Regions from separate parts of the Homo sapiens genome. Here region 1 is linked to region 2. The links are chromatin contacts, found by Hi-C or POLR2A ChIA-PET in ENCODE. All regions are on one chromosome and are shown on one strand. The core of a region is the stretch at or near the end of the contact, and the rest is flanking DNA. Distances in the headings are between cores, read along the strand shown.

The links. Hi-C counts contacts between places; a loop is a spot of excess contacts on that map. ChIA-PET counts read pairs that join two places held with the same protein, here RNA polymerase II (POLR2A). Pooled maps may share reads with other maps.
Region 1: a map of cardiac septum shows a loop between it and region 2 (3-fold over the local background). The contact joins two enhancer-like sites. A Hi-C loop is called at or near these places in 9 of 168 maps with a recorded cell type or tissue (Right ventricle myocardium inferior, aorta, cardiac septum and 5 more) and 10 of 50 pooled maps. POLR2A ChIA-PET finds 5 or more read pairs at or near these places in 3 of 52 experiments (MCF 10A and WTC11).

What each region holds. Positions count from the first base shown.
Region 1 is chr5:91,144,301-91,148,553 of GRCh38, forward strand. All of the region lies in intron 87 of ADGRV1 (adhesion G protein-coupled receptor V1), which reads left to right. Among named protein-coding and RNA genes, the nearest start is that of LUCAT1, 170 kb to the right of the region's middle. Within about 2 kb of position 2,196, at least 5 of the 41 ENCODE cell types and tissues checked have a DNase peak (open chromatin) inside an H3K27ac peak, as active enhancers do.
Region 2 is chr5:91,109,566-91,114,017 of GRCh38, forward strand. The region is part of intron 87 of ADGRV1 (adhesion G protein-coupled receptor V1); the gene reads left to right. Among named protein-coding and RNA genes, the nearest start is that of LUCAT1, 200 kb to the right of the region's middle. Within about 2 kb of position 1,351, at least 3 of the 41 ENCODE cell types and tissues checked have a DNase peak (open chromatin) inside an H3K27ac peak, as active enhancers do.

The DNA of each region.
Region 1 (4,253 bases), core at 946-3,445, 36 kb after region 2:
GGACACTTTCTTGTTTGTTTTTAGAGGCAGGGTCTGGCTCTGTTACCCAGGCTGCAGTGCAGTGATGCAAACATGGCTCACTGCAGCCTCAACCTCTTGGGCTCAAGCAATCCTCCTGCTTAGCATCCTGAGTAGCTGGGATGGCAGGTGTGTGCTACCATGCCTGGCTAATTTCTTTTTTATTTTTTGTAGAGATGGGGTCTCTAGGTTGCCCAGGCTAGTCTCAAACTCCTGGTCTCAAGTGATCTTCCCACCTTGGTCTCCCAAGCCACTGGGATTACAGGCATGAGCCACCACGCCCAATCTAACAAAAGACTTTTGAAAGCATTTTTTATGATTATAGTAGGAGAGCCAACAAAATAATCAAAATGGTAATGCATAGAAAGAATTCCCTTCCCTGTAAGCTTTCACTAGGTAAAGAATAGGAAGAACAGATGGATTATATAGGTCCAGCTTCTAAAACAGTTAAGCTGTTATATTGTAAGGTATTGTTGTATTTGTGAGTAACTTGAGATTAGGAGCCAAATATTTTATCCTTACGTCTCAGTGCTTGCCAATGCACGTAGTGGGTGATCAGCAATATTGGATTAAATAATTGAGAATCCAGATTCTCTCTTATAATTCTTTCACAGACTGGCATACAAAAGGGAGCCTGAGATTTAACATGCAGTGTTTGGAACGGGGACTTGTTTTTATCCTGAGGTCAGAAACCTCCACAGCTGAGTACTTTGGATAATGAAAGTCCATTTTCTATATTTGCCCAGCTTGGGCTGGACACAGGCAAATGTCATACAATCTGCGTTTAAACATTCTTTTCTTTCCATTTTAAGCATTTGTGTTTCCTGCAGCACATCTAAAAGATTCACAATATTTACTGTATATTTCTATGCTTTTAAGAAAAAAAAACATGCAGCTTTCACATGCAAGTTATTTTCAGCAGGCAGTTCCTTTCCTGAAACACAAAAGGCTAGATATAAAAACAAACAAGAGGGAGAATACACTGTTTTAACAAATGGGTCCTCAGAGATGGATTTTAAAGCATGGATTTTGTTTCCCGATCTAGCTTTTACCCTATCACTTCACAACACTGAGAGAAATCCTGAAATAAATCAGTAACGTTTGCACAATTTTTAAGGCTGACAGTTTTATTTTTTTCCTGTTTTGTCTATTGCTGTAGCCAATTTAATTAGGTCATACCCATGTGAAAAGTTTGTTGTACAAGAAAAATTTTGGATGTGTGTGAGTATTTTCAGGAAGATTTGTTTCTGCTAATGTTCATGATGTCCTTTGCACATGAAACTAATTCACTTATTATCATACACAATTTAGAATATTATTATTGTTTCCAAAAAAAAAAACAACTCTAATTCAAGGGGAAATACATGTTTGTTTACTTTTAGATCATGGTTAGAGCAATTACACTTTATTTTTAGCAGATAAACCACTGATTTTAAAACATATTTTTTTAACAATACAGATTAGATGCCAACCCAAGAAGGGATCATTTGAGTAGAAAGGGGAGAAAGGACTAAATTATAATAGTATTCCAGAAGTGGCAGCAGAAATCAAACACTAGCCTACATACCTAGAGCATTGCCCTCTAATTTCACTTTTATAAAAGTTGTTTGTAATTCTTAGGTCCTGGGTATTTTCTAATAGACTTTTTATGATTATACCAACAGAGGTAAGTTTCAGGCCCACAAGAAAGTTATTGCTTCTACACTCCCAGAAATGTTAAGAACCACGGGAGAATGCCATTTTTCGCAAAATGAAGATACTTATTCATGTTTTCTGAAAAATCTTGATGTTAACTCCTTTTCCTCTTTAATGAGCTGAATGCCTTGCTTTTATTTTTATGTATTTAATAATTTTAGTAACTATTTAATTGAGATTCTTACTTGCTTCCGAAACATCAGGATAAATAGATACAAGAGGCACAATTTAACATATTTTATTGGCTGAACATAAAGGTCACAATTACCAAGCTTTATAGACACACCATTAGAAGTATACAGTAGATCCTTTGTAGAGACCATGAATGAGAGCCAGTGTAGGCGATGTCAGGAACAGCAATACAAATTTTGAGTTGCTGTCTGTGACGAAAGCCCAGCAATTGTCAAGAGTTTGACTGGGTCGCAAAAGAATTTAAAGGGCCAGCAGCTCTTTAAGAATGCATGCGTTAGCTTTATCCTTATGTAACATTTACTGTGAGGCAAGGCATGCCAAATATTAAGCAATCTACTGAATTCTGCTGAGTCCCTACCCAGTGATTCTATTTTCAAATGAGATAAGTAGGTGAGATATACAAATGAAATCAGAGGCTTGATTAATGCTGCCCATCCAGAAATCTACAATGTGAATGGATCACTATTAGTACCCCAGTTTCAGCATTTTCCTAAGAAAAAATGGAAATAAGTGAAATAGATGGGAAAATATGGTACTTTTTTGGAAGTTAAGAAGTTTGCTTTCTAAAACAAAATGTACATAGCTAATCAGATATACTTCTGCAATTCTGTTTTCATGTATTAATAAAGCTAGATTTCAGCATCACTTAAGTTTTTACCAAGAAAAGAATTTGAAGCTGGGCATGGTGGCTTGCACCTGTAATCCCAGCCCTATGGGAGGCCAAGGTGGGCATATCTCTTGAGCTCAGGGATTCAAGACCAGCCTGGGCAACATGGCAAAACCCCATCTGTACAAAAAATAAAAATAAAAAACTAGCCAAACATGGTGAAACACGCCTGTGGTACCAGCTACTGAGCAGGCTAAGGTGGGAGTATCGCTTGAGCCTGGGAGGCAGGTTGCACCACTGCTGTGATTGCACCACTGCACTCCAACTGAACTCCAGTCTGGGTGACACAGCAAGACCTTGTCTTAAAAAAAAAAAAAAAAAAAAAAAGATTTGTTAGTGAGATGTCAGTTTTCCTAAATTACATTGACTAAATTTTTTGTGACATTCAAAATTTGCCATGGTCTCTTGCTAGATTCCTAACATGTTCTGTAAATTCTCAGCTTTTAGTAGAATTTGAAGAATGCTTGTGGAAAATCAACAATGCTTTCAACCATTGGTATGGTTTGGTTCTATGTCCCCACCCAAATCTCGCCTTGGATTGTAATAATCCCCATGTGTCAAGGGCAGGACCAGATGGAAGCAGTTGGATCATGGGGGCAGTTTATCCCATGCTGTTCTCATGATAATGAGTGCATCTCATTAGATCTGATGGTTTCATAAGCATCTAGCATTTCTCCTGCTTGCACGCATTCTCTCTCCTGCCTCCCTGTGAAGAGGTGCCTTCTGCCATAATTGTAAGTTTTCTGAGGCCTCCCCAGCTGTGTGGAACTGAGTCAATTAAACCTCTTTTCTTTATAAATTACCCAGTCTCGGGTATTTCTTTATAGCAGTGTGAGAACAGACTAATACAGTAAATGGGTACCTCAGAGAGTGGGGTGCTGCTATAAAGCTATCCAAAAATGTGGAAGCGCCGTTGGAACTAGGTAACAGGCAGAGGTTGGAACAGTTTGGAGGGCTCAGAAGAAGACAGGAAAATGTGGAAAAGTGTGGAACTTCCTAGAGATTTGTTGAATAGCTTTAACCAAAATGCTGATAGTGATGTGGACAATGAAATCCAGGCAGAAGTGGTCTCAGATAGAGACAAGGAACTTGTTGGGAACTGGAGTAAAGGTGACCCTTGCTATGCTTTAACAAAAAGACTGGTGTCATTTTACCCCCTCCCTAGAAATCTGTGGAACTTTTGAACTTGAGAGAGATAATTTAGGTTATCTGGCGGAAGAAATTTCTAAGCAGCAAAGCATTCAAGAGGTGACAAAGCATAAACGTTTGGAAAATTTGCAGCCTGACGATGCAGTAGAAAAGAAAAACCCATTTTCTGGGGAGAAATTTGAGCTGGCTGCAGAAATTTGCATAAGTAATGAGGAGCCAAATGTTAATCGCCAAGACAATGGGGAAAATATCTCCAGGCCATGCTAGAGACCTTCACCGCAGCCCCTCCCATCACAGGCCCGGAGGCCTATGAGAGAAAGATGGTATCCTAGACCTGGTCCAGGGCCCCGCTGCTGTGTGCCATGTGTGCAGTCATGACTCTAAGGGGCTAAGGTACAGCTCAGGCCATTGCACCAGAGGGTGCAAGCCCCCACCCAGCCTTGGCAGCTTCCACATGGTGCTGGTCCTGTGGGTACACAGAAGACAAGAATTGAGTTTGGGGACCTCTGCCTATATTTCAGAGGGTATATGG
Region 2 (4,452 bases), core at 101-2,600:
TGGGCTTTCCAAGTGCATTGATCATGGTGGCTGCCACGGTGCAAGACTCACCTCCTGCCAGCTTTCCAGCCCCAGCAGGAAAAAGCTTATTCCTAGATAACAAAATCCTATGGAAGACCAGATGGTACCATCCTGGGTCACATCCCATGCAGGAACAAATCACAGGGTAACAGATACTCTGGCCAGGCCTGGGTCATGAACAGCATCCAATAATGGAAAGAGTCAAGTTGGTTTCATAAAAAACCACATGGAGTGGAATTCCTGCCAGAAGAAAGGATTCTCTGACCAACAGAAGGGGGCAACAGTGCTTGGCAGGCCAAAGTAACAGACGTCCACTATACTTACTTTCTAAATTTGCTTGTTCATTGATATAAGTTTGAACAAGGCCAATGACAGCTTCTGTCACAAAACTAGGAAACTTTATCAGTGTGATTTCAGTTTATTAGAATAGTACTTGTGATCTATCATATAACCAAATGTCTCTATATTGTCCACAAGAAATTCATAAGAAACTATGTTTAATATTTTTTATTTTCCCGTTCCATTAATCCAATAACCTCTATTTTAAAAAAATTGAGTTGAGTTTGTCATTTCTAAGGGGATTCATGCTAATACTTATAGGTCATAAGTTTCTTAAACTATTCAGGCCAAGGTATATCCAAATTTATATCATCATTTATTGGTAATAATCACCTGGGGTTTATACTCAGCTGGTAGGCCCTGGCAGAACCCTATCAGTTAAAATATTGAAAATAGCTACTGTCCAAACCTTGCAGGTGTTCCAGGCTTCCATCCACTGAGGTTAGAAGCATCTCTAGGCTTCCTGACAGGGATCCTCCAGGATGCTAGTGCAGCGCTAGACCTGCAGCCATTCTGATTGGGCAATGCTTATGCCACACTCATTATTAAATATTTTGCATATCACTCCTAGCTCTAATTATGTGCTGAAATATTCTTTTTAACCTGAACCAGTCAGATTCAGGCTGAAATACAGCATTTATTTCAGGTTTTCTTCTAGGAGTTCTCTCACACTTACTGTGTTAGAATTTTACTGACAATTTTCTCACATGTAGAGAGAATCCCATGTAAGATAATGAGAGTAGCCAGCAGTAATAGACATGAGCTGCTTGGAGATGCTAGAAAATACGTTTGTGGAGAAGGTTCATATGCATAGAAGCTTTCCAAAATCTGAAACGCATTCTTCTTGGAATGCTTAACCTGGCAAGTGAGCAGAGCTTTGCACAGTGTTGGGATATGACACTTCTCAGTATGTCAGTTATGAGACTGCATTCTCCAGAGTACTGTTTGACTGTTTCTCTGTGACTGACTTGTACATGTTCGTTTGTACAAGCATCTGGTCTCGAGATGTTCCCTGGCACGTTTTGAATCATTCCCTATTTCAGAGAGGGGAGTTACAACATGGAATTTGTAGCTAAAAATATATAGTCCATCTTCAGACTTAAAGAGCCAGTTGGTTAAAATCATTTTCATTCCTATCCCCATGTCTTAAGCTGCTAAATGGTTGGGAAATAAGTGATTGAAAGATAGCAACAGTTTCTTCCACCTGTTTTTTAAAAATTGTCCTTTGGTGGTCACTAGAGTGTCTTAAACACATAAAACATTTCTCTTATTTAAAATAACAAACAGTTCTCTCTCTCTCACTCGCTCTCTTACTCTCCACCCCACCCTGCCTTTTACCCTTTCTTTTCTTGTTTTCTATGTGTCTCTCGTTGCTATATGTTGAATTTCAGTTTTAAAATTAAAGCCATCTTTTATGAAGAGATTTTCCCAAATGAAAATAGTTTTTGAGGTATCGTAAGAAATGGAACGTATTTCTTTGCTCATAGAAAATATAGATTCCATCCCAAATGGAATATTGGATCAAATTAATAATCCCCCTTCAATTCCCACTTAGTATCCAGAAGGGTTCAGTGCAGGTGTCTGCTTAGATACAGTACATATTTAGTCTTGGCTGCTTCCTTTTGAGGATAAACAGCTCTTGGGAAATACACATTGTTAAATAATCAGTTACAGAGGACTAATTGTTTCAAGGCACTCCCTTTGCAGTTGCTTTCCAACAGCCAACAGTAATAAGAAATGTCACTTTGTTTCCATTGGAGACTAGCACATGAACTATTCATGAAGAGCGGAAAAGCAGTCTTCCCAGAAAACCCTGGAATAAACATGTAGAAGCCAAGGGAGGCTGGGACTCTATCATTGATTTGTCCCAGAGCCATGTCAAATTCAGTGAAAAAAAAATCACTACATTTGTTTTCTAGAGTGAGAATTCAGAGAGACTAATGAATGCCTCATGCACCTTTCAAAACATCCCCAAAGGTTTCTATAACTTCACAAATAAATATATAGAAGCTGAGACAAGGAGGTGTACTTAAATTTTCTTAATCAGGTTATGCCTCTCTGCCCCGTGTTCAGTAGCATCTGGGCTGGTGAAACACCTCTGTGTTTTTGAGCAACAAGCTAACTCCATTTCACAATGAGTGACAGTGTCTGACATTGCCTGCTCATTAGCCTGTTGATTGACCAGGCATAGTTCTTTAGATAGACTGCAGGATTTTCACTTTTGTTTCATCTGGATTCTCTAAATAAAAGTGTCAAGGTCTGATCTGCCAGTAAACATCTTCCACAAATATAGTTTTAGTAATGAGGGGCTTGAACAGACTATACCTTTTCATACCTGGCTCCCTCCTTCCAAACAGGTGCCTCCATTTCTTCTGCTCTAATTCGTGCTATCTTTTAATCTTTTAGGTTTTTTTCCTGTGATTTTTCCATTTTCTGAGCATTCTATGATCACATTTATTGCATCTTAAACAATGTGTTAATAACATGCTTTTCCTGGGCTCTGTGAGCCTTTACTTTGCCTGCAAAAAGATCTAGCACACTCCAATACTTGAAAGAGCAAACCTACAAGATTTAAACTAAACAAGATGCGTACGTCCTCTTTAAGAGAGTTTGGGAGAGCAAAGCAAATGACATTTGGGACTCGTTTTTACCTGGTCATTCAGATTCTTTGTCTTCATGTTAACTGATAATTTTTTCCAGGATCTAAAACTTTATTCTTCTCTCTCATATTACTCAAATGTTGGGGTGGGGAGAATACATTTTTTAAAAAAAAACTTTATATGAATATTTTACACCAACATTTTGTAACGTTCAGCCATCAGATTTAGTAGAAGGTGCATGCAGTTAAGTGTCAAGCAACCTCTATTTTACCAAGCAACGTGAGTTATCCGCTTTTCAGAGGTGCTGATTTTGCCTCTAAATTTTGTCCTAAGGATTGTGTAAAAATATATGTGTATAAATAAAATCTGTAAACTATGCAATATTTTACAAATGCAAATCATTATAGATGAATAAATGAGCAAAAAGAAGTGTTTATCTCAGGATATATATAAAGAAAACTGAGAGGCCAAAGAGCTGAGACTGTAAACCTAGTCTTTGACTCTTCTCCTATGGCATAGGCTCTCCCCATGAATGTTCGCATTCACCCACAGGTATTTCCTTCGTGCAGATCCTGTAGCTCCTCTGTAACTACCATCACATTCCTTGGTTTGCAGTATAGATCTGTTGTATGTCATTCACCTGCTTTCAGATATGTACCAAATGCCTTTAGGCTCAAGCAGGTAACTTCTATGGCTGAAATATGCTTATTGTGAGACTATAGGGATCAGTGGGGACTGCAAAAGAACTGGAGAACTCACACTCCTCCTAAAAGCACTCAAATGCAAATGAAAAAAGCAAACACTGTGCAGGCCAAGCAAAAGCTGTTGCAGGCGAAATTTCCATGGATGGCAGTCAGTGTGCAATCTCAGGATAAGTTCAAATTTTTCCCTCTTAAGAGAATTTAATTTCTTTTGGAAGGCAAATTGAATATAGGCAGACCACCTTGATCCAGTAGAAAATGGGTGTCCACAGCTCAAAGATTACCTTCCCATTGAGGCCTTCCTTTACCTCCTCTAAGAGAGTCAGTTGTTCCATAATTATAGTCCCTCAGTATATTCTGTATATATTCCTAATAAATCCTAGCATATTGTATGATTAGAAAAAGAAATAGGCTGGGTGCAGTGGCTCATGCCTATAATCCCAGCACTTTGGGAGGCCGAGGTGGGTGGATTCCCTGAGGTCAGGAACTCGAGACCAACCTGGCCAACATGGTGAAACCCCATCTCTACTAGAAATATAAAAATTAACTAGGCATGCTGGCATGTGCCTTTAGTCCCAGCTACTCAGGAGGCTGAGGCAGGAGAATTGCTTGAACCCGGGAGGCAGAGGTTGCAGTGAGCCGAGATCACGTCACTTTACTCCAGCCTGGGCAACAGAGCGAGACTGCATCTCAAAAAAAGAGAAAAAAAATGCCAGGTGCAGTGGCTCACGCCTGTAATCCCAGCACTTTGGGAAGCCAAGGCAGGCAGATCATGTGGTCAGGAGTTTGAG